2 separate regions of the Mus musculus genome follow, and region 2 is linked to region 1. Evidence: chromatin loops called from intact Hi-C (ENCODE). Cell type or tissue: gastrocnemius. All regions are shown on one strand. Each heading gives the region's core, and the rest is flanking DNA. Links, peaks and the distances in the headings are about the cores only. Region 1 holds the start of Fbxl12 (F-box and leucine-rich repeat protein 12). Region 2 holds the start of Zfp560 (zinc finger protein 560).

Region 1 (12,424 bases), core at 2,801-10,800:
GCCCTCACTCTCACTCACAAGTCTGTCTGTCCTGTTCCTGAGGCAATCCTTTTTGCTGGTGTTAGTGGCTACTTTGTGGGACTCCAACATAGACTGGAAACTGGCAGCCCTCTAGATCTTCTCTGGGCCTCTAGTTCCAACTGGGACTGCTGAGGCACGCAGTGAACCGAACCACCACCAGATCCTTGACCTTTCTCTCCCTCCAGGAGATGCCACTGTTGGACTACTCAAACCAAAGTCTGTGAGCCACCTGAATAACCCTCATAGAAAATATTCATCCCACATGTTCTGTTCCTTTAGAGCTTTGGCTACCAAACCAGTGGCCTCAAGTACAAGCAGCGAAAACAAAGACATCATGTCTCAAACAAGACTAGAACTGACAGCCAGGGTAGTCCTCTGACCTCCACAAGCAGGCCATGGCATAGTGCACACACACATAAGCTCAAACATGCACACTAAGGTAAAGGCTAAGCCAGCTCAGTAGTATGACCAGGTTAGACTATGCGAGGCTCTGGGTTTGAGCTCAGCCTTGGAAAGAAAAACCCACAAGAGTACCGTGCCAACAGTACTTACAGAGCCAATGAGGTAGTTCCTTGGGTAAGAGTGTTGCTGCCAAGCCTGATGGCCCGAGTTCCAACCTTAGGACCTTCAAAGTAGCAGGGGAGAACTGGCTCCTGTTAAGTTGTCCCTTAACTTTCACATGTGCACTGTGGTACACGGATGTCTGCCCCTCCCCATAAACACATGCACATAAGGAAAAATTTAAATCTAAGTAGTATATATGTAAATATGTACTTATTTTTATACATGGGTGTAATGGCTGTTCTTGGTTGTCAAGTTGACTACATCTAGAATTAACTAAAAGCCAAGCAAGCTGAGCACACCTGCAAGGGATGGTTTCTCCTCCGAATCATTTAAGGTAGGAAGACCACCCTAAACCTGAGGTTTTTTGAAATGGGAATTTTAGAAGAGCCATTATACCTGGCATTTATTTTGGAGTGATTGACACTAAGGCCTTGAAGTAATCTTTTGTTAATATTCAGTGATTGTTATCTGAAATTTATGGGGTTGTTCTTCCCATGGGAATTTCAGAGCCTTTGCATGACCTTAGTTCAAGAATCCAGGAATATCTTGCAATGGCTGAGAATTGCCTAGGAGATGGTTTCTTCACACAATTCCTAGATTAGATGAGAGACTTTGGTATCCAGCCTATGGACTGAATCTTGGACTTGCCACTGAGAGACAGCCATTGTTGGAACAGTTGGACCAAAACCTGGAAGGGGCTCTAATAAATCCTGTTTGGATCTCACTATGTCACCCATTGTGTTACATTTCTGACTGCTGTAACAAAATAGCCAGTAAAAGTAATTTTAGTACTTCACTACTTTTCAAACAAGCCAGAATAACTATAGCGAGTGAGGCCAGAGAGCTGTCCAGTGGTGAGGTTAAGCGTACACCTGCACATCCAGCATTTTCACGTGGGTTCAGGGAGCAAACTCAGGTCCTCCTGCTTGTAGGGCAAGCAGTCTGCCCATCTCTCCACTAAAACAAAAAAACATTCTTCGCCGGGCGTGGTGGTGCACGCCTTTAATCCCAGCACTCGGGAGGCAGAGGCAGACGGATTTCTGAGTTCCAGGACAGCCTGGTCTACAAAGTGAGTTCCAGGACAGCCAGGGCTACATAGAGAAACCCTGTCTCAAAAAACCAAAACCAAAACCAAACCATTCTTCACAAATTACCCATCCTCTAGTATTTGTCTAGGGCTACACGTAACAGACAGCCTTCCTTTCCATTTCCAAACTTGGGCCATACTATGGAGGGTAGATGAAATCCATGAGGCATCCACAGCTCCTGGCAATTCCTTAAAAGCAAAACTGAGACCTTTTCAATCTCAGCACTTGTAGTGGAGGCAGGAGTCACGGTCATTGTGGTACACAGCCAGTTCATAACCTGGTCTACACAGGACTTTCAAGACAAAAAATTTTCCAAGTGTTGAGATGCCAGGTGTGCATCACCAACCAGGCCCAGCTTCCAGTCAATCTTCCCCTCAAGTAGCAGTACCCCCTAACTACTAGACAGCAGCTCTGCCCTCACACACAACTCTCACACAAGTATGACAGCAGCAAAGCAGCAGCCAAGTTTTTATTCATGTGAACTGTTAAAAATGACCATCTACACCAGTGTCAGATGAGGATGGGAGAGGAGGGCAGGGCAGAGCAGGGCGAGGAGGAGAAGGAATCCCCCTCTACTGGTAATAAAGCTCCAGGTTCATCCCATCGTGGATTTCATCTGAAGGACACGTGTTAAGGAACTTTGACGGAGAGATGACTACCTTCCATCTGCTCACAGCTGGATCCTGTAGCTCAACATCCACCCTGGATAAAGGAATGGACGCTCTGATCTAAGAACTCAAACTATAAATAATATTCAGTGGAGCTTAAGACTGCCGAAAAGGCAAAGTTGTTTGTTTGTCCTCAAGTGCCCTCCACCCCATCACACACACACACACACACACACACACACAACAATACATTTTCTTAAATGCTCATCCTCAGGTTGGCGATAGCTCAGCAGGTGAAGAGTACTTGGGACTGTTCTTCCAGAGACCTGGCTTTATGTCCCAGGACTCACGTGGTGGCTCCAGGGAATTGGAAGCTTTCTCCTGGTCTCTGTCAGCAGCAGGCATGCATGTGGTGCACACATAACTGCAGACAAAAGATCCAGACCCTCCCTCCTCAAATTAAAAAAATATATATATATTGTCCTCAACTACAGTCATATGCCACCTTCACCTTCTGTCCAACAGTCAGGTTGGCGTTAAGTAATTAATATTTTGAACTTGAATATCAAAATCCTTCCAAGCCAAGTTAAACTATTTCACCAACCACCCTGTTCACCAACAAAATAATTCCACAGTTTCCATTTTCTCAGTAGTCACAACAGGGTACATTCTAAGTTAAATATTCCTCTTGCTTAATTTCTGTACAGGTTTCAGTATAGAACCAGAACTCGAGATAAATACATGGCTTCTTGCCGGGCGTGGTGGCGCACGCCTTTAATCCCAGCACTTGGGAGGCAGAGGCAGGCAGATTTCTGAGTTCTAGGCCAGCCTGGTCTACAAAGTGAGTTCCAGGACAGCCAGGGCTATACAGAGAAAGCCTGTCTCGAAAAACCAATAAATAAATAAATAAATAAATAAATAAATAAATACATGGCTTCTTTCATGAACTTCAGGAAAAGGATACAATCTCCCAGAGACACGTGGTCCTTAAAAATCGTGTACCTAAGGGATTCAGAGAGAAGCTGATAAGGGGTGGGGTGTCTTTTGTTCTGAAAACAAGCTGCGTACTCTTCGGGGTTGCCTGAGGTGCTCACCCCAACCGAAACCTTCTAGCCTAATACTGCACTTACTTACCACTTTTTAAGAACGATCTTGTTCCAGCGGGTGCCAGTTTGAGCAGCTATCAGTTTCTTCAAGTCGCCGATGGTGTCATCGGTGCTGGGCACGAAGGAGTTAAGGTAAATGAAAGGAAGAGGTAGACCGAGGAAGACGTAATCAGGCCTCCCCATAAGCGTCATTTAACTGAAACCATCCAACACCACCATCTGCCCCAGAGCCACTGCCAGTCACCCCTCGGTGGATACTTGCACTTAACGCGGACTTTCTTTCCGAGACGGTCGTTGCAAACCACCTCAATCATTGTGGCTGGAGCTACACCAGGTGGAGGGAGGGATGAAAAGCAACAGAGTCAGGCCTTTCGGGGTCGCCCAGGTTCCTAAAGCCCCTTCCTAGGTTGAGCTCTCTGGTCACAGTTCCCCTAACACCAGATGCAATCCCCTGCAGCCCCAGTCTACAGTTTCAATTGCCCGGACTACAGACAGTCGCGACTCCGCCCCTTAACTGCGGCAGTCCGGGCCCCAGACTCACCCGGCTTTGCCTCCCGCAACCCCTAGGTTCCCAAGTCTTGGCAGCTTCCCGTGATCTCGGGCCTCTCATTTTAGCCTTCTCACCTCCAATATCCTCGAACCTATCGACGACACAACTCGTAGCTCGAGCGAGGAACCCCGGCCGGAGTTAAGCCTGCAAACAGGAAGCGGAAGTGATATAACGGAACCACCGGCCCTTAGGTGCTTCCGGGTTCCGGGCTAGGATTTGCGATTCTGTTGCGCAGTGTGGATGAGCTGGGACTTGCTAAGAATGGATTTACAGCGGACGTTGGAACTGGTGTTGGAGATTCCTTCATCATGGAAGAAACCTAAAGGATCTCAGCGGCGGGGTGCTCGACTACTCCCAAGCCAGACAATCCTCCTACCGCGGAATCCCGGCTGCAGGTGTGCCGAAATGGAGTCATGCAGGGCCTGTGGCTTTCTGCTTTCATTCAAAGCTCAGCCTCAAACCCTGTGCTTGCTTCCCCGCCCCTGGTCGTAGTGACCGTTTCAGAGACTCCAGGGGTGCAGGCTGCAGTTGATGAAAACTAAGTCGGATCCTGGTTGAGAGGCCATGCATGTTGCGTACCACTCCGCGTGTCCGTGTCCTGCCTGCGAAGATGTTGGAAATAGCATACGGGGAAAGAGCTTTTGCTTTGATTCTTTAATCTTGTTCCAGATTAAAGAATCGCGAGAGCTGGTGGGAGAGGAATCCCTTCTTAAATTCAACCAGTTTTGCCTCTATTGAGCGATTTCTTCTTAGCAGACAGGATTCTTAGCAAGGTAAGCATATATTGACTCAAGAAAAAGAAAAGTCTTACCCAGCGCCTTGTGCTTACCTAATACGACTTATACAAAATTTAATCCTTATGCGTAGGCAGCAAAAGGCATTATTCTTGCTTTCTATTGCGGCTGTGGCCACGCCTCCCTGGCTTGGCCGTCCTGCTGGCCCCTCACTCCCATCCCAGTCACACCTTTCAGTTTCGAATGAAGTCCTGTTCTGTGTCTTTAGTGCTTAGATATGTTCCAGTCTCCCCAATGCCTCGTTTCCGTCCTGAAAAGACTTCTCAGGCTTTACCGGATTCGTTTCCGTCTCGAAAAAAAACTTCTCAGGCTTTAAGTCTCTTGGCATACATACAAGAAAAGTGGTGGGGTTTGTTTTTCTTGTTTTGTTTTGGTATTTGTTTTAGTGTTGGAGGTCGAACCTAGGGCCTGCTAAGCATGCTTACCAGCCAAAGGCTCTCCCACTGAGCTGCACACCCAGTTCCTGGTTTAGCTCTTGTTTCTGTCTCCAGCGATGCTTTTAGGGCCCCCGTCGCTGCTCTTATCCATTCTTCCAGTCATAAGTCTCCCAGCCTGTCCCTTTGTCGCCCAGCCATTCCAAACTTGATTCCATCCCCTATATCGGACCTTGTTCCGCCTAAGCTAGGTTTTACAAGTTTAGTCTTCAGGCGCAATTAGGATCCCTAGTCCTTGAGCCCCTTCCCACACAAGTCATGGTTTCTGGGTTTGTTGCTCTGTTAACTTTTCCCTGCTCAAGTCATGCCTCCTGGGTATACATACGGTCTGGTCGCAGGCTGATCTCTGCCTTGGCAGTAACCCTAAGCCTTTTCCAGCACAAGCCAAACCTCCGCACGCCACTAGTCGCTTAGCTCTAGACGCGCCCCTTGTCTCTTCCTACTGAAGCCACGCCTTCCCATTGTTGTGGACGGCCTCCAATCAGCTCCTCTGCCGCTGGCCACACCCTTCCACTCGGCGGCGCTTTTTCAAATGCTAGTACTTTGGCCTTGTTTGCAACGCCTGCTGCCCTTCGTCTCTGTCTTTTATCCTCTCTCCCAGAGTCCCACTTTGGGAGTTTGCTGCTTTTCCTCTGACTGGCCTCCAGGCCCCCGGGCCCCCGGGCCCCCGGGCCTCCTGGCCCCTGGGCCCCTTGGCCACGCCTCAGGACCACTCCCCGCCCGTCGGAGCCACGCTTTCTAGGCGTGTTGCTTTCTTCATCCCAGCTTGCGTGGGGTCTACCTGCCTCTGCTCGCCACGTCTCCCGGCTATGACTACGCCCTGAGCCCCCTCCTCGCCAGAGTCACGCCTTCTGGGTTGTCTGCTGACCCCATTTGGGTTTGCTGCTTATACTTAGCTCCACCTCATGGCCACGCCCCCGAGGCATTCTTCACCTTCAGCCTTCTGGATTTGCTGTTAGCCTTCCTCTTGGCCCTGGCCACGCCTCGTGCCCCCTCCTCCACCAAGCCACATCCAGGTTTTCCTAGAGTCACGCCTTCTGGGTTGTCTGCGGACCCCTTTTGGGTTTGCTGCTTATACTTAGCTCCACCTTATGGCCACGCCCCCGAGGCACTCGTCACCTCCAGCCTTCTGGGTTTGCTGTTCGTCTTCCTCTTGGCCCTGGCCACGCCTCGTGCCCCCTCCTCTCCCAAGCCACATCCAGGTTTTCCTATTTCCAGTTCCATCCGCTAGCCAAGCCAGTCAGGCCTAGTCAGTCTCTAGTCTTGACCTCTAAACGGTCGTCAGCCCGCGCCTGTCCAGTCCCGGGGCCTCGGGCACTTTCCTAGAAAAGTAGGGATTCTCGGCGGGCCTCTGAAAGTCGCGCCGGTTTGGCCAGTCCGACCACCCCAGCGCTGTCCAGGGAACGCGGCCTCGCCGCCACCGGAAACGGAAGCGTGCGACAGCTGGACCATGGCGACTCTGTTTGACCTCCCAGACTTGGTGCTCTTGGAGATCTTCTCTTACCTCCCTGTCCGGGACCGGATCCGCATCTCCAGGTGCCGCCCCGCTCCTCGGGGGAAAGAGCCGGGCATGGGCTCGGCAGGAGATGCGGATCCGGTCCTAGCGGGCCGGGGTCGTTCTAACGGCCGGTCCACTCCTCCAGGGTCTGTCACCGCTGGAAGAGGCTAGTGGATGACCGGTGGCTATGGCGACACGTCGACCTGACGCTCTACACGGTATGCGGGACCCGGGAGCGGTGCGGGGAGAGCCACCCCCTGCCCTGGGACATGGGGGTGGGGGTTGCTTTATTTTGCTTTCTAGTGTTTGTTTGCTGTTTGTTTTATTTATTTATTTTTGATAGTTTCTTGAGGCTTTTATTTTTCTGGATTTTCGTTGGTGTTGCTTCTTGGGGGGCTGAGGGGGTTGTTTTGAGACAGGGCCTCTAGGCCAGGCTGACTTCAGCTTCCTATGAAGCCGAGGCTGAGCTTGATACCTACCTCGACCTTCTAAATATTGGGATTAGCAGCGTGGGCCCCATGTGTGGTTCCTGTGCTACTGGGAATGCAATTTAGGTTTCTTGAATGCTAGGAAGGAACACCTCTGAGTCACGTACTGGTTTCCAACTAACCACCCCCTGCAACAACCTCCTGAGTGCTGAAGTTACAGCTGTAGGAGAAGGCCCAGGAAGTGTTTGGGTTTTGTTTGTTTGTTTGTTTGTTTGTTTTCTCGAGGAAAAATTTCTCTGTAGCCCTGGCTGACCTGGAATTCTGCTTCTCCAGTGCTGGGACTAAGGGTATGCACCACCATACTCTGCTGGTTTGGTATTTAAGTGAGTTCGTGCTTGGAATTTTTCTGCCTGTCCTAGTGCCAGCCTTTACCTCCCCTTCAATGCTCAGACCTCAGTTTCTCATCTAAGATATGGGGATTAAAAATAATGCTTGTAGGCCAGGCAGTGGTGGCGCAGGCCTTTAATCCCATCCCTTGGGAGGCAGAGGCAGGCAGATTTCTGAGTTCGAGGCCAGCCTGGTCTACAGAGTGAGTTCCAGGACAGCCAGGGCTACACAGAGAAACCCTGTCTGGAAAAACAAAAAAAAGTACCTTCATGTTTCATGTCTGATGTATTGTAGAACTTAGCCAGTATGGCCAGTGTGTGTCTCCAGCATTTAATAAATGCAAGCTTATAGCTTTTCAGTTTTCTAGTTTTGTTGTTTTGGTTTTGAGGTGGGTCTCATGTATCCCAAAATTAGCTTCTAGCTGGCTGTGTAGCCAAGGATGGCAGAAGGTTCTGCTCCTTTTGGTCTTTTCCTCTTGAGTGCTGGGATCACAGGTATGTGCTATCACATAGTTGATGTGGTGCTGAGAACAAAATCCACGTTTGCGTTTGCCAGGCAAGTGCTTCATTAATACAGCCACACCCCCAACCTCTGTTTTTTGGTGTTTTGAGACAGCATCTGTCAATACAAAAATATAACTGTTACCTCAGAATGGAGACGAATTTACTCTGGAGCCAGATATGAGTGACCATGTACAGAGAATACAGTTAGGCTTTCTCAAATATGTGTTTAAATGTAACAGTTCCATGAAAAAATTTTACTACTACCACTACTACTACTACTACTGTTTAAATGTAACAGTTCCATGAAAAAATTTTACTACTACTACTACTTCTTCTCCTCTTCCTCCTCCTCCTCCTCTTCCTCCTCCTCCTCCTCCTCCTCCTCTTCCTCCTCCTCCTCCTCCTCCTCCTCCTCCTCCTCCTCCTTCTTCTTCTTCTTCTTCTTCTTCTTACTATTATTATTGAGACAGGGTTTCTCTGTGTAGCCCTGGCTGTCCTGGAGCTCAATCTGTAGACCAGGCTGGCCTTGAACTCAAGAGTTCTGCCTGTGTCCGCCTTCAAGTGCTGGGACTAATGGAGTGTTTGTACTAACTCCATCCAGCGAAAGTAATAGAATAGAGAAAGTCATAAATTAAGACACTTTTCAAAAGAGCTAGCCATTTCTCTAGCAACTATACAGAATATGTTTAAAAGAGATTTATTTTCTCTGTCAAAAAGTGGTCAAAAATTTTTGTACCATGAGACTGGGTCTAGTACAGGCTTGTTACTACAGAGGTTGAGGGTGGAAGATCATAACTTCAAGTCCAGCCTGGGCAATTTAGCTAGGCTCTACCTTGAAATACAAATCCAGAAAAGGCCCAGAACTGTGACTCTGTGTTAGAATGTTATCCTGGCTCCCATGATTCCCTGGTGTCATCAAAAGTAAGGGTATGCTATGAACTGAGGTACAGCTGAGTTCACAGCATGTCCTTAATATAGTGAGGTCCTAGATTCCATCTCAACATAAGCAAGGAATTACTTGTTCTACCCAGCTTTTCTTTCCTTGCTTTTGTGTAAAATGTACATACAATGAGATGCACTCTACTGTTGCTTGCATAGTTATTTTTGTGTGCATGCACCTAAAGTGCATGAATGAGTATGCATGAGTGCAGATGCATATGTGTACAAGAGCATGTAGAGGCCACACGTCAGTGCAGGGTATCTTCGTCACCCCTCCCCCATCTGCCTCTCTATCGCACACACTCCACAGGTTTGTACCCATGTATGTACTTATAAATTATTTGTTTTCTTTTGTTTGAAACAGGATCTCATTATATAGCCTAAATTTGCTTTGTAGACCAGACTCTGGGATTTAAAGAGAGATCCTCATGTTTCTGTCCTGTTCCCCACCCAACCCAAAGGTGTGCTCCACAATTCCGACTGCTTGTGTTTGTTTTTGAGACAGGGTCTTCCACTGTACTTGGAGCTTTCCAGTTGACTAGACAGGCTGGCCAGAACTCTGGATCCTCCTGCCTCAGCCTCCCTGTGTGCTGGCTGAGATTAAGGCATGAGTCTTGATACCCAGCAAAAGAAACTGTTTAGCTCTAGGAAATGAAGCTCAGAGAGGAGCAGAGTCCCAGGGAGACACCAGAACCCAGGTCCCAGGCGTGTCTGTCACCAGCTAGATGGATCATCTGGGAGCCCCCGTAGCTCTCTCTCAGTCACCCCAATCTCTGGCTCTTACAGATGCGGCCGAAAGTCATGTGGCACCTCCTGCGCCGGTACATGGCGTCCCGGCTCTACTCGTTGCGCATGGGCGGCTACCTGTTTTCTGGCTCTCAGGCCCCACAGCTGTCCCCCGCCTTGATGAGGGCCCTGGGTCAGAAATGCCCCAATCTGAAGCGCCTGTGCCTGCACGTGGCTGACCTGAGCATGGTGCCTATCACCAGCCTTCCTAGCACACTGAGGACCCTGGAGCTGCACAGCTGCGAAATCTCCATGATCTGGTTGCAGAAAGAGCAGGACCCCACGGTGCTGCCTCTGCTGGAATGCATCGTGCTGGACCGAGTGCCGGCCTTTCGCGATGAGCATCTGCAGGGCCTTACCCGATTCCGAGCCCTGCGCTCGCTGGTGCTGGGCGGCACCTACCGGGTCACTGAGACCGGGCTAGATGCCAGCCTGCAGGAGCTCAGCTACCTGCAAAGGCTTGAGGTGCTGGGCTGCACCCTGTCAGCTGACAGCACGCTGCTGGCCATCAGCCGCCACCTTCGAGATGTGCGCAAGATTCGGCTGACCGTTGGGGGCCTCTCAGCCCAGGGCCTGGTCTTCCTGGAGGGAATGCCTGTCCTGGAGAGTTTGTGCTTCCAGGGTCCCCTTATCACCCCAGACATGCCCACACCCACTCAGATTGTGTCCTCCTGCCTCACCATGCCGAAGCTCAGAGTGCTTGAGGTGCAAGGGCTGGGCTGGGAGGGTCAGGAAGCAGAGAAAATCCTGTGCAAGGGCCTGCCCCACTGCATAGTTATTGTTAGGGCTTGTCCCAAAGAATCCATGGATTGGTGGATGTGAGGGCATCACCCATCCATCTCTGGAACCTAGCCTAGCTTGGAGAGTGACCTTATAAGCAAACTGAAGCATGTAAATTCATCAGGCGTGAGGGAACTGGAGGTGTCAAGGAAAGGAAGCTAGGACCTTGGGGCTTCCTGAGCTGGGGTTATCTGTAATCTGGGTCACCTCAGACTTGTCATCAAGCCTCTGGAAGACCCCGTTCACACATTTAGGAATAGGCATCATAGCTACCTCATGATTCATTTTAAAATCTTTAACACCCCTTCCCCTCTTTCTTTTCCAGTACCTGGGACTCAAACCCATGGCCTTAGGTCTGGTAGAGAAGCACTGCTGTGCTGCTGAGCCACCCCAGAGACCTTAGAGAGGGCTCATTTTCAAGTGGAGGTGTGTGGAGTTCAGGGCTCCGAGGTTGGCCTGGTTTTCTACATACATGGTTGAGAGGCATAGAGGGCAGGGGCAAGGGAGCATGCTGTTGGATTGTCCTAGTTTTCTAGAAGGTTCTCAGTCATATTTACTGTATTTTGTATCCTGTCTTTTTCAAGTTTTCTACAGCATATATTTTACTATTAAAGAAAAATAATGTTTTTCAAAGTGTGTTGCACTTATTTAACAAGAGTTGTTCCTTGCCAGAACCTGTTATTCACGGACAGTTTTTATTATTTATCTACTTATCTTTTGTATTACATTTATTCATTTTGGGTTTGTCTATGTGTGCTACAAAAGCCCATGTGTGAAGGCTGGGGGACAACTGTGGGAGTCAGTTCTTTCCTATCCTGTGGGTCCTGGGGACCAAACTGAAGTGGTCAGCCTTGGTGACACGTGCCTGTACCCATTGAGCCAGCTTGCCAAGCTATTTATTATTTTTGAGACAGGAGGTCATTGTAATGATCATGAAATATATTGGTAGCTGAGGATTACTTTCACCGCCTAATCTTCCCACCTCTACCTCCCAAGTGCTAGAGTCTGAGGTGTGCACTGTTACTCATTACTTAGGGGATGCTAAGAATGGAACCCGGGGCTTTGGGCACACCAAGCGAATGCTCTACCCCCTGATCCACATCCAGCCCCTCCCAGGCACCTTTCTGGGTAGTGGGCTGCACAGTGAACAAAGGGAGGACCCTGCAGCTTCAAGTATAGATGGCATGGGACTAAAGCGGTAGGTAGTAATCACATTTTTGAGCCAAACATGGCACAGACTTGGTCAATATCTGGGAGGCTAAGGAGTCTCAAGTTTGTAGTCAGCCTGGACTCCAGTAGAGTGAGACCCCGTTTCCAAAACAAAAACATGTCCTTAGGATCATTTCAGAGCCTCTTAGGTGGTGAGCCAGGGTTTTGACACTTGGTAGGGTGGGCCTCCTCAGTCTGAGAGGTGAAGAGACAAAATGTGAGGACAATTAGGGATGACAGGAAAGGCCAAGCCTCTGAGATGGGTCCCAGCGTGTGGATCAGTGGCAAAACCCTTCCCTTGAGTGCTTAAGGTTCTGTCCTTGGCACTCAAAAGCAATGAAGGGCTGGTGGGTGACAGTGCTTTCTGCCAAGGCTGATCTGAGCTTCATCTCCATGGTGAACAGAGAACCAACACCAGAAAATTGTTCTCTGACCTCCAGTCGTGTGTTTGGCATGCATGGATGGATGCATTTTTGTGCACTAGGAGGCACACGCGTGCACATGTGCTCACACACACACACACACACACACACACACACAAATGTAAAACCAAAAAGACTGAGGAATGAATTGAGGGTTTCCAGAAACTGTATAAGTGAACAAAGGAGAAAGATGGAGCCCGTTGGGTTAGAGAGGGGGGGGCAGGGCCTGGCTGTGGCGCTCAGTGTGAGCTGGTGCCTCTTCCTGTTTTGAATGGGAACAGTTGGCCATGCAGGTGTGACTGAGTGT
Region 2 (12,424 bases), core at 1,833-9,832, 260 kb after region 1:
TACAAACAAGCTTTATTTCCACAGCAACCATCAACACTCATGGAGACTCATGCTCTGCTGGTTCTCTTCCAGGGGTGGGAACTATGTCATGCCATTCTTTGTGCATGGCCATGCAGGACTCAGAAGACTCAAATTTATCAACAGGTAGATTCATTAGCTGAAATAATTCTACAATATGATAGGGTACTTTACCTGCTTGATGTAAGATAAGAAGGCTATTATGTGGTTTTAAGGACAATTCTTGTTTCTATGCAAATCACTTAAAAACCATTAGAGGAAATTAGTGAGGGTTAGATCTACAGAGAAAAGTGGTCTTTGCCTCTTTCTCAAGGAGGAATGTTGTTTCTCCTTCAATCAGGTATAGTAAAAGACAAAATCCAACAACTCCAGACAGCTTTCCAAAAACATAAGGAACAACTCAATGCCTTTGGCCAGTAGATCACTGATACCTAGATATGGAATGGGATATTGCCTTTCTTAAGTTCTCTTCTTCTTTTTCTAATCCTAATAATTTTCTTCCAGTCTTATAATCTTCTTGTCTAAATTTCTTCAACAACCAATTCAAAAATATTTCTAATTAGACCTTTAATTAGTTGTTATTACAGTATTATCAGTCTCCTGTCTGTGGTTCCATGTTCTGCTTCCTCCCTTGAGGTGTCCAGGTGCTGCTGTACACCAGGTGGGAGAAGACAGAGAGCCCAGAGCTGGTGGGTCAGTCGGATCTTGGTCAGGCTGGGATTGCTGAGTGGGGTGACTTGGCGGTGGAGGGGGGGGGGGATCATTATCAGAGGATTTCAGTGTTACAGCTCTTTTAGACAGTATTCAGTGAAACAGCTCTCTTAGATAATATTTGGTTAAATAGCTTGTATATATATTTTATTCAGAGTGAATAAGGGCTATATAAATCTTGGAGAGTGGGAAGGAATTTTTCAGGTGAATTTACATTGGTTGAGGCTTAAGGTACTGGAAATGCCTCATTTGTATGGAAAGGCATTTCAGGTGCTTCCTGGACAGGTTCTTATCAGGAGAAAGGGAATTGAACCTCTGATTCCACCTAGGACTATGTGACATTCCGTAGGTAGAGGATGTGAGGATCTGGCTCCCTATATAAGGTCAGGCAGAGAAGAGAAAGCTTTCCTGCTGGGAAAAGGAGTCCTCAGAGAGCTGTTCGGTCATCGTAGACTATGACCTTAATAGCAAACTCAACCTACCTATGGAATCAGAGGCCTACAACCAGATTATGTCCTTATGGTGAAGATAAAGCTTGCTCCAAAGACTTTGACACCCCCACACAACAGGAAGTAGTCTAATGATAACACTGTCCTTTCCCCAGACCCCTAGTTATCAATAGTAAACAAAAAAAGGGAGAAATGTAGGGTCACAGGCTAATGAAAAATCACCAGGACTGGTCTGTCCCTGAACTTGGAAATCCCCATCCCTATGACTCAGTGTTAACCAACAATGCAGTACTTTTCCACTAGCTCAATGTACATGCTCTAAAGACCCTATAAAAACTTCCTCTCAGTGGGAGTGGGTGGGTAGGGGAGCGGGGGTGGGGGGGTGGGGGAGGGTATGGGGGACTTTTGGGATAGCATTTGAAATGTAAATGAAGAAAATATCTAATAAAAAATTGGGAAAAAACCCCAAAAAACCCAAAAAACCTTCCTCTCAGCCTAGATGGCTGCTCTCTCTGTTCCCAGCCAGAGGCAGCCACCATTCTGGATTTCTCTCCAATAAATCCTCTTGTGTGAGGCTTATTGCTGTTGGGTTTCAGACCTGGAAGAATCAGCTGAGGTGCATGTTTAACATATCAATGTGGACCTGGCCTCCAGGTTCTCCCAGCCTCCCTCAATCCTGTTACAGGAATGGTTGTTGTTCACTGCCCTCTATGTTGAACTTTTCCAAACAAGGTGCTAGGCTTCCTCTCACCCAGCAGCTATTCATTATATAATCCAGATATTTGGTTATCTTTCTTCTTTTTCTGTATGCAAGCTTTCCCTCTTTCTCTTCCCCTTCTCCTTTGTCTCCTTCCTTGACCCCCTCTTGTGTGGTTGGTGAACTTGCCTGAGAGCTATCCCCAACAGACCTGCCTTTACACTTTAATATGGCTCGAGTCAGCTCATTTTGTTGGTGGAAAATGCCTATCAGTTTTATGGTGTGACTTTCTGGTATTCCTTGGCTCCTGATTGCTAAGATACCCTTGTGCCAGAAAACACTTTCACATATGCTTATTTACTTGAGAGAGAAAGGGCAATTTACTAGTGATTACATCAATAAAACATATGACTCTCTCTTTTTCAGCAAAGTCTTTTCTTTTTTTATTGGTTATTTTATTTATTTACATTTCAAATGATATCCCCCTTCCTGGTTTCCCCTTCAGAAACCCTCATTCCATCCTCCATGCTCTATGAGGGTGCTCCCCAACCCACCCACCCACTCCTGCCTCACCACCCTAGCATTCCCCTATGCTGCAGCATAGGGGAATTGGTCTTCACAGGACCAAGAGTCTCTCCTCCCATTGATGCCAGATAAAGCCATCCTCTGCTATGTGTGCAGCTGTAAGACCCCAACTCAATGTGTCTCTTAGACCCCTAGAAACGAAGCCCAGCATGGAGTTCTTTGTTCTTTTGCCTTCATCCTGAGAGAATGTTGACCACTGGGTGACCCATTCAGGTGCCTGACCCATAGTGTAAGGGACCAAGAATATTTGCCAAAGATAGCCTGTAACCTTTCCGTGAGAGATGAGCTGTAATTCATCATCCCGATTCTTATGATGTTTACTCAGCTTCCCCATTCTTTGTGCTCTCTCTCCTCCCCTCGTATTGCGGTTTATTCTTTAAAAACCCTCGACTGCAACTGCTGGGGGTCGATCTCCTCTGCCCCGTGTGGGTTACGAGCTTGGCCTCAGCATGCTGATTCCTGAATAAACCTCATGTGATAGTGCATCAAGAACAGTTTCTCTCAAGTTATTGGGGCGTTGGCTCATCCCGGGACTTGAGCGAGGGTCTCCCCGAAATGGGGGTCTTTCACAGCTGGAGCCATGGGTCCCTCCATGTCTACTCTTTGGTTGGTAGTTTAGTCTGGGGGTACTGGTTGGTTGATCTTGTTTTTCCTATGGGGTTGCAAACCCCTTCAGCTCCTTCAGTCCTTCTCCTAACTCCTCCGTTGGGATCCCCATGATTAGTCCGATGGTTGGTGGTAAGCATACACATCTGTATTGGTCAGGCTCTGGCAGAGTCTCTCAGGAGACAGCTATATCAGGCTCCTGTAAACAAGCATTCCTTGGCATCAGCAATAGTGTCTGGGTTTGGTGGCTGCATCCCCAGGTGAAGCAGTTTCTGGATGGCCTTTCCTTCAGTTTCTGCTCCACTCTTTGTCCCTTTTTTTCCTTTAGACAATTCTGGGTTAAAAAAATTTTGAGATGGGTGGATGGTCCCTGCTCTCATCTAGTAATTATGCCTAACCTCTGGATATGGTCTCTACAGGTTATCTCTCCTCTTTGATATTTCCGATGTCATCCTCGTTGGGTCCTTATAGCTTTTTGCTTTCCTGGCTTCTGGGACTTTCTGGTGGCTAGCCCCAATTCCCCAACCCCCACTGAACCTCTGTTCAATTTTCTGATCCTCTGTACATCTCCCCAGTCTCCTCCCACACCTGATTCTGGCCCCTTTCCCCTCCCCCTCCTTTCTTCCTCCCAAGTCCCTCCCATCCTCTATCTCCCATTACTATTTTGTTCCCCCTTCTAAGTAGGACTGAAGCATCCACACTTTGGTTTTTCTTCTTGAGCTTCATATGGTCTTCGAGTTATATTGTGGGTATTCCAAGCTTTCTTCCTAATATCCACTTATCAGTGAGTACACACCGAGTGTGTTCTTTTGTGACCTCCTGCAATGTTTAACAAGCTATAGTTTATGGCTCTTCAGGGCGAGGTGTGGGTCTCATGAGTTGTGTGACCCTGTTCCTGAAGAGACATGAACATCTATTTATACCTGACAGGGAAGTGATGACATACCAAATCATAAATACCACCAAAGTACAAATTTGTGAACAAATGAGTTTTATTTGGGTCATTTACAAGAACATTGGTGAAGTGTTACTTATAGGAGTGGAAATAACTCCAAGATAGCTATCCCACCAAAGCCCACCCCAACATGGATGATGGCTCACAAATGCTGGGAACCTGGGGCATACTGCACAGCCTGCAGGCTGAGTAACAGGCTAAAGAATGTCCCTTCTAGGTAGGGTATCATAAGTCTCTTCTAGGCAGCATGGTTAATCTCTGTTTCTTCCAGGCTGCTCACCTGGCATGAGCCTCTTCTAGGCAGCCCAGCTTGAGATTATCTCTTAGTAGTCCTTACTGCTAATACACACTTGGAAAAGAAGGGACCTAGTGAATCTGATCTATTTCAGGAACTTCCTGATGCCCCTGAGTTGTTTACTTCCTGAGCTTAAGGAACTTCCCTGCAGGACAGAATATTTCACCTCTTAGTAAATAACCTGTGACTTAAAGAACTTTTCCTGTAGGACATCCTGTGTCTTTCCAGTTGATGTGCCCAGCCATTGCTCTTAGGAGCTCATGGGTGTTTTGGTCATGTCTAGAACACAGTGTTCACAATACTCCTTTCCATCCTCCAGTTTATATTCATTTAACCCTTGTTTCCTCGATGTTTCATGGGCCTTGGAAAGAAGGATACTGATTTCCTATTTAAGGCCGAGAACTGAAGAGTCGCTTATTCTTAGCACTTTGATCTATTATAAGTCTCTGCATTACCCACTGCCCACTGGGGGTGGTGAGTGAAAGGCCAGGGTTGAGAGGAGCATCAATATATGGGTACAAACATTTAGAAAGAAAAATTAACAAACAACAACATTTAGCAAAGCCAAAGTAGTAAGACACTCCCCTTCCCCAGAGTCTACAGTTTATTCTGAGTCTATTAGCAGGAACAAGAAGATAAACCTACTTTTTCAGGCTTTTCCTACTCATGTCCCCCCAAATTTTCATCTTTCTATTCTGCTTTAGTAAAGATCTAGGAACATACAGTCACTAGAAGAATGTAGTGACAGGAGAGACTGTAAGAGTTACAGTAATATTAAACATATAAAAGCCAGTTGGCAGAAAAAGACTTCCTCATGGAAGTCTTTTTATATAACATGTACAACATATATGAAGCATGCTCAAAAGAAGCCCTCACATACTTAGGAGTGGCAGGTACTATATAAATGTCATGATAAGGGTCATAAGGAACAGATTTCATTTTCTAGGCTCTTTGCTCTCTAGACCACTCCCATTCTCAAGAGTGCTCCTCACCCCCTTTAAGCCCTTTCCTTCCTTTCTTTCTCTTGTGTGTGACCCTATATTCCTGACTAGTTTGAAACTATTTATGTAGACTTGACTGGACTCAACTCACACTGTTTCCGACTCTTGCAAACTCTGAATTTAAAAAAGTGTGGGTCTCAAAAGAGTCCGGTCCCCAATGAAGGAGCTAGAGAAAGGACCCAAGGAGATGAAGGGGTTTCCAGCCCTATAGGAGGAATAACAATATGAACTAACCAGTACCCCCAGAGCTCCCAGGGACTAAACCACCAACCAAAGAGTACCCATGGTGGAACTCATGGCTCCAGCTGCATATGTAGCAGAGGATGGCCTAGTTGGTCAGCAATAGGAGGAGAGGCCCTTTGTCCTGTGAAGGTTCTATGCCCCAGTTTAGGGAATGCCAGGGCCAGGAAGCAGGTGTGGGTGGGTTGGTGAGCAGGGGGAGGGGAGAAAGGATAGGGGGTTTTCGGAGGGGAAAGCAAGAAAGGGGACATTTGAAATGTAAATAAAGTAAATATCTAATAAAAAAAGTGTGGGTCACTATGCCTGGTCCCAATTTTCTTTTAGTTATTATTTTGTATAATGTGGTTAAGAGTGCAGGTGCACGTGTGCCGGCCTGAGGACAACTTGTGGAAGTTCGGCTCGCTCATCGGGTCTTGAACTGAGGTTATCATCAGGCTTGGAGGCAAGCTTCTTTACTCTGTGAGCCATCTCATCCACCCTACTTTCCTTTTCGTAATAAACTGTCTTTACTTCGAAAGGCGTGTTTCTCGTCTAATTCTGTGACTAGAGACACAAGTACCTGGATACTTAAGTGGGTGCATTAAGGCTCACAAACCTAACAGGAGCAACACTGGGTGACGTGTGCGCTTTGACAGGTCTGTCCTGTGTCCACACGGGCACAACTCCAGTCGTTGGTCTGGTTGTCAGGCCAGCAGTCTCTAAATCGAGTTGGGGTAAAGCCACTCTTGGGGCAGGAATCGGTAACTGCCCTGCCTGAAGGGGCGTAAACTCAGGGTAAACTGAAGCGCCCGAAGCCGGAGGACACTTAAGTCGAAGAAAACAGCAGTGACATCAGCCGCCCTCCGCAGTCTCTTACGCTCCAGCCCTTGGTTGCAGAGTTCTTTTTCCATCTCTGTGGTCGTCAACTTGTATGAGACGCTGGCGACACTAAATAAATTCTTGCTCTGAACGTCTTCCAAACAGCCCGCGCAGTGGTCGGAACTGGTCCTGCAGCCCCAGGCCGGGAGCGGAAGTGCCGTTGGCGGTGTTACCTTCCGACTCTTCCGGCGCGAGCTCTAGGGTGTGAAGCTCCTTTGTTCCTCAGAGGCGGGGTCCGCCCCTCGGCGGCTGCACTTCCTCGGGCTGTGCGGGCCAGCGCGGCCGGAACCTCCGCTGCGCGCTTGGTTCTCTGTCTTTATTTTCAGGAATTGGCGAGTTCAGGTGAGTGCGAGGTGAAAGCTGTTGAGAGGGCTTTGCCACCTTGTATTTACAAACGCGTGTGTCGTCAGAAATACGGCATCCTCTTCGCACGTCCCTTATTTGTTTCCAACACTTAGTTACATTTGGGTAGAAAGCCATCTCTTTAGTTGTCGGTGTGCTTGTAAACGCGTGTGTACTGGAAAAACAAAAAACAACAAACAAAACCTTAAACCAGTATTCACTCATTGTAGCGGAATTTCTTAGGCCCTACCTACAGGATTCAAAACAAGGACCTGTAGGAGGAATGGGTGGAGACTATTGAAGTATTCGGGTTGATTTATTTCTGCAAAAAATGTTTGGGTGAGTTGTGTTGATGGAAAAAAAAAATAGCTCTGGCCTTAAAGGAAATAAAAGTTGATCCTGAACCAAATAATGACAATGACCAGAAAAATATGTGTTTCCCCAAAATAACATGTTCCATTGTGGAAGTGGTTACATGACTTATTAGTGTTTTTATTTATTTATTTATGGGTGTTTTATTTGGTCATTTCTTGTATATGTGGATAGTTGGTTATGGCAAAGCGACAAAATTCAGCCTATATTCTTGGGCAGCTTGTAGCAATTGGAGAAGCTTAATATTTAATAAAGGAAATAAATATGAGACTGCAAATTGATGAAGACTCAAAGTTGAGGGCTATATTTTTCCTGTCTTTGTATGGTAATAGGTAAAATAAAGAAAAAAATGGCGATTTAATCCAAAAATACTAGATGTTGGAGTTAGTGATGCTGAAGGGAGTGGGAAATAGTCATCTCTCCCTCTTCCTAAAGTATTAGCGAGTGTTGGGACTGCCTTTTTCAGTGTGTCACCTGAGTCTCTTTGGAGATCATTGTTCTTGTTTGTTAGGATTGACAGAGGCAGTATGATAATGAAAGAGAGAGGAGACCTCAGCAGAAGGAGGTTGTCCTTTCCTGGGAAGGTGGAGAGTGTGTGTCGAGGGGCTTGGGGTTTGAGAGGGCAGAAAAGAGACTGGAAATTTCATCTGTATGTTTGTTCTTTGTAGTCTTAGGACGGAGACATGCCAGTAGTTGCTTTATCATATGTTGAGTGTTTTTGTAAGGTTTTCCCTGGCTCCTGACTGCAGATCATGTTCTCTTCAGTGTTGGCTTTCTAGTCAGTATGCTGAGTCAGGAGTTTCTCAGCCCCTCTGATGCCCTTTACTTTAGATTATTAACTCGCCAGTGTAATGTTACACTCGTGTTCCTGAAGAAGTTGGGTCTCGCCGCAGCGCTCTTGCTTGCAATGATAGTGCTTGATGACAGTTCTGTTAGGTCACCTGGAAAATGAGTACTATTTCACTTTGGAGGTGGAAGCAAACTCTGCTGAGAAGCTATTGAAGTAGACACTACAGAATTTATTGGAGTTCAGTAATTACCAGATGTCGAATGTATGGAATCAGTAATTTCACGAGTATTGCTTCTAGGGGGCTAGGTGGTGGTACCAGCAAATCAAGGTTATAGTAAGATGTTAATAGATGCCCTTTAATATTTGGATTTCAGCAAGCAAAGTTGGCCACAGATGGAGAAACAATAGAGATAGATAATCACCCTCCTAGAATTGTTTTTAATATAAAATTTAACCCTAAGCTCCCTATTTTTGTGTATTGTCTCTCTTAGTTGTTTTAACTAGGGATCTATGCGACCATTTTATCAAGCCAACAAGTAGGAATATCTTTGATTTTATTTTACTGTCTCCTATATTAGAAGGTTTAAGGCCAAAATGGAATGCTTTTCTACAGTAAACACTATGACTGTGAGAAATCTAAGCAAGGATAAAGTTCAAGTAAAGCCTGTGTATTGTTTTCTTCTGTATTTATTCATTAGCTTGAGATGTTTCAATTTAGTGGGATTCCCCAGGCATAGCTTTAATCTAAAAGCAAGATTGACTGAACTCATGCATTTTTAACTGATATGTTTTAGCAAGAGCTAAATCATAAAGATACATCCCTGTCCCCTTAATCTGAATCAAGTGGCGATGTATATGACCTGGCATATAAAAGTACCATTTGAGGATTTAAATGAAGAACTTGAAATTGAGAACACTGTTGCTCTCAGTTTGTGTATATTTCAACTCCCTTTAGGTTGATGGTGTCTGTGTAGAGTGGGGGCTTATATAGGCCATTTAAGAACTTGTCTTGTTAAATACCAAGAAGAAAGAATTGTTGGTACCTGGAGATACATGCCATTGCTATTTATTTATAATATTTACTAACTGATTTTATTTACTATTTTTCTTGATACTTAGGGATTGCATATTTTTGTGTATGATGCACTATTTGAGCAGCATTTGTACAAGTGTAATGACCAGATGAGGATAGTTGGCTTGTCTGCAGCCTCAAACATGTTTCTTTTGTGTTAGGAACATTAGAAATCTTTTTTGTCTTTATTTGTAAGGATTTTATTTGTTTTTATTTTTGCATATGAGTGTTTTGCCTACATGTATGTATGAGCATCACATATATTCATGCTTCATTCTTCTCATTCTTTTTCCTTCTTCCTTTTTATTCTTTTGCCTTCTCTTGACAGAGAGCCTGAACCCAGTCTTTTATATACTGAAGCTACATCATCAAAGCTTTGACCATTGTTAACTTTAAAAAAAAATACTTAAATTTACATAATTTTTATGAATCCTGAATAATTAGTCCAAGTCCACGCTTCCTTAAAACAGAAACTAAACACAAAGTAAAGGCATATTTCCTTATAGTTTTTACCCAGCCTGTTCTTCATGGGTAGCTGCACACAGCTCTTGGAGTTTCCTGGTACAGCAGACAGCAGTCATTAGTAACTACTTTCCTTTTAAAGTTTCTTTTTAAATGTTTCTTCTTTTTATTCGTTTTTAAAAAATTGGATATTTACTTACATTTCAAATGTTATCCCCTTTCCTGGTTTCCCCTCTGGGGAAAACCCCCTTTCCCATCTCCCCTTACCTTGCTTCTATGAGAGTGCTCCCTCCCCCAACTTATTCCTCACCACCCTAGCATTCCTCTACATTGGGGCATTAAGCCTTCACAGAACCAAGGGCCTCTCCTCCCATTGATGCCAGATAAGGCCCCTTCAACTCCTTCAGTCCTTCCCCTAACTCCTCCATTTGAGTTTCCTGTGCTCAGTTGATGGTTAGCTGTGAGCATCCGCATCTGTATTGGTCAAGATCTGGTAGAGCCTCTCAGGAGACAGCTGTATCAGGCTCATGTCAGTACTTCTTGGCATCCACAATAGTGTCTGGGTTTGGTGTCTGCATGTGGGATGGATCACCATGTGGCACAGTCTCTGGATGGCCTTTTATTCAGTCTCTACTCCACTCTTTGTCCCAGTATTTCCTTTAGACAGGAGCAATTCTGGGTTAAAAATTTTGAGATGGGTGGGTGGCCCCATCCCTCAAGGGGTGTGTGTGTGCCTAACCTCTGGATATGGTCTTGACGGGTTCTCCCTCTCCTTTGTTGGGTATTTCAGCTAATGTCATCTCTGAGGGGTCCTGGGTGGCTCTTATTTTCCTGGCAGCTGGGGCTTTCTGGTTGCTACCCCCAGTTCCCCATCCCCCATTGCTACACACCTTTATTTAATTTCCTGACCCTCTGTATGTCTCTTCCATCTCTTCCCATACCTGATTCTTCCCCTCTTTTTACCCCCCCTCCTCTCTTCTTCCCAAGTCCTTCCCACCCTCTACCTTGATCTTTTTGTTCTCCCTTCTAAGTAGGACTAAAGCATCCACTCTTTGGTCTTCCTTTCTCTTGAGCTTCATGTGGTCTGTGAGTTATATTGTGGGTTTTCCACGCTCTTTGCCTAATATACACTTATCAGTGAGTACATACCATGTTTGTTCTTTTGTGATTGAGTTACCTCACTCAGGATGATATCTTCTAGATCCATCCATTTGCCTGCGAATTTCTTGAAGTAATTGTTTTTAATAGCTGAGAAGTATTCCATTGTGTCAATATACCAAATTTTCTGTATTCATTCCTCCATTGAGGGACATCTGGGTTGTTTCCAGCTTCTGCCTGTTACAGGAAATATTAAAAATGGCCCCACCCCACGCTATACCCCTATTCTTCCCCTAACCCCCTATCTTCATCTTGCTGCCTCCATGGCTAGCCCCAGACGGTGGTCTTCCCAGCTCCAGTTTGCCTGTCTCAGAGTCCCTTGTACCTCCCTAGCCATCCTCCACCTGCAGCTAGTCGTCACAAATCCCCTTAACCCAGTAAATCAAAACTCTAGAAGCTTATAATTATCAGTCACTTTTATATGTCAATAAATTTTCAATTCACAAGATGCCCACGTAATAATTTTAGAGCCAATTGATAATGATACAAACTGCATATTTAGATTAGACAAGTTATCCCAATTATTCTATTCTTTTATGATATTCATAGCTACCTGTGGCTATTTAAAGCCACATGGAATCTGGATTGTCATTCTCTTCCTCCATTTTCCTCCTTCTCTTTTGTCCTCTCTTTCCCATCTCTAAAAATCTCTGGCCGCCTTCCTTTTCCACTGCCCAATCACAGGCTTCTTGTTGTATTAATGTTTAAATTAATTGGGTGGAAAATTCTGCTACACCTGGCTATTATAAATATGGCTTCTATGAACATATTGGAACATGTTGAAGCATCTTCTGGGTATATGCCTAGGAGTGGGTCCTTAGGTAGTACTATGTCCAAATTTCTGAGGAACTACCAGACTGATAGTAAAGTTTCTTTTATGAATGAGGGTGTCCTTGCATTTGGAGCATAGATATTCAGAATTGAGAGTTCTTCTTGGTAGATTTTCCTTTGATGAGTATGAAGTATCCTTCCTTATCTTTTTTGATAACTTTTGGTTGAAAGTCAATTTTGGTGGCTACTCCAGCTAGTTTCTTGGGACCATTTGTTTGGAAAAATATTTTCTAGCCTTTTACTCTGAGGTGGTGTCTGTCTTTGTCACTGAGGTGCATTTCCTGTATGCAGCAAAATGCTGGGGTCTGTTTATGTATCCAATCTGTTAGTCTATGTCTTTTTATTGGGGAATTGAGTCCATTGATGTTAAGAGATATTAAGGAAAAGTGATTGTTGCTTCCTATTATTTTTGTTGTTAGAGGTGGAATTATATTTGTGTGGCCAATATCTTTTGGGTTTGTTGAAACAAGATTACTTCCTTGCTTTTTCTAGGGTGTAGTTTCCCTCTTTGTGTTGGAGTTTCCATCTATTATCCTTTGTAGGGCTGGATTTGTGGAAAGATACTGCGTAAATTTGTTTTTGTCATGGACTGTCTTGGTTTCTTCATCTATGTTAATTGAAAGTTTTTCCTGGGGTGGCATTTGTGTTCTCTTACGGTCTGTATGACATCTGCCCAGGATCATCTGTTGAGAAGAAGTCTCTGTTAAGAAGTCTTGTGTATCACAGCGCCCCCAATGGAGGAGCTAGAGAAAGTATCCAAGGAGCTAAAGAGATCTGCAACCCTGTAGGTGCAACAACATTATGAACTAACTAGTAGCCCGGAGCTCTTGACTCTAGCTGCATATGTATCAAAAGATGGCCTAGTTGGCCATCACTGGAAAGAGATGCCCATTGGACACGCAAACTTTATATGCCCCAGTACAGGGGAACGCCAGGGTCAAAAAGTGGGAATGGGTGGGTAGGGGAGTGGGGGGGGGGAGGG

The links. Peaks named below come from ENCODE experiments on the same cell type or tissue, not always from the same donor. Only the 100,000 strongest peaks of a DNase experiment are listed, where the experiment ranks them.
Region 2: it touches region 1 in a loop (2.9-fold over the local background); 3 of 42 quality-filtered maps call a loop at or near these places.

What each region holds. Positions count from the first base shown.
Region 1 is chr9:20,636,481-20,648,904 of GRCm38, reverse strand. Fbxl12 (F-box and leucine-rich repeat protein 12) reads left to right here and starts at 6,099. Exons shown (of 3, transcript NM_013911.3): 1 at 6,099-6,701; 2 at 6,809-6,881; 3 at 9,707-11,156. The coding sequence starts at 6,616. The coding sequence ends at 10,528. It overlaps Ubl5 (ubiquitin-like 5), which reads right to left and starts at 5,569. Exons shown (of 5, transcript NM_025401.4): 1 at 4,012-5,569; 2 at 3,646-3,712; 3 at 3,416-3,499; 4 at 3,246-3,283; 5 at 2,113-2,289. The coding sequence starts at 3,701. The coding sequence ends at 2,246. In gastrocnemius, for the core only: no CTCF peak of the experiment used is centred there; DNase peaks (open chromatin) are centred at 4,044, 5,657, 6,205, 10,067 and 1 more place; H3K4me3 peaks cover 5,046 bases; H3K27ac peaks cover 3,972 bases.
Region 2 is chr9:20,379,350-20,391,773 of GRCm38, reverse strand. It overlaps Zfp560 (zinc finger protein 560), which reads left to right and starts at 6,616. Exons shown (of 7, transcript NM_001004190.3): 1 at 6,616-6,757. In gastrocnemius, for the core only: a CTCF peak has its summit at 6,532; a DNase peak (open chromatin) is centred at 6,615; H3K4me3 peaks cover 1,902 bases; H3K27ac peaks cover 1,295 bases.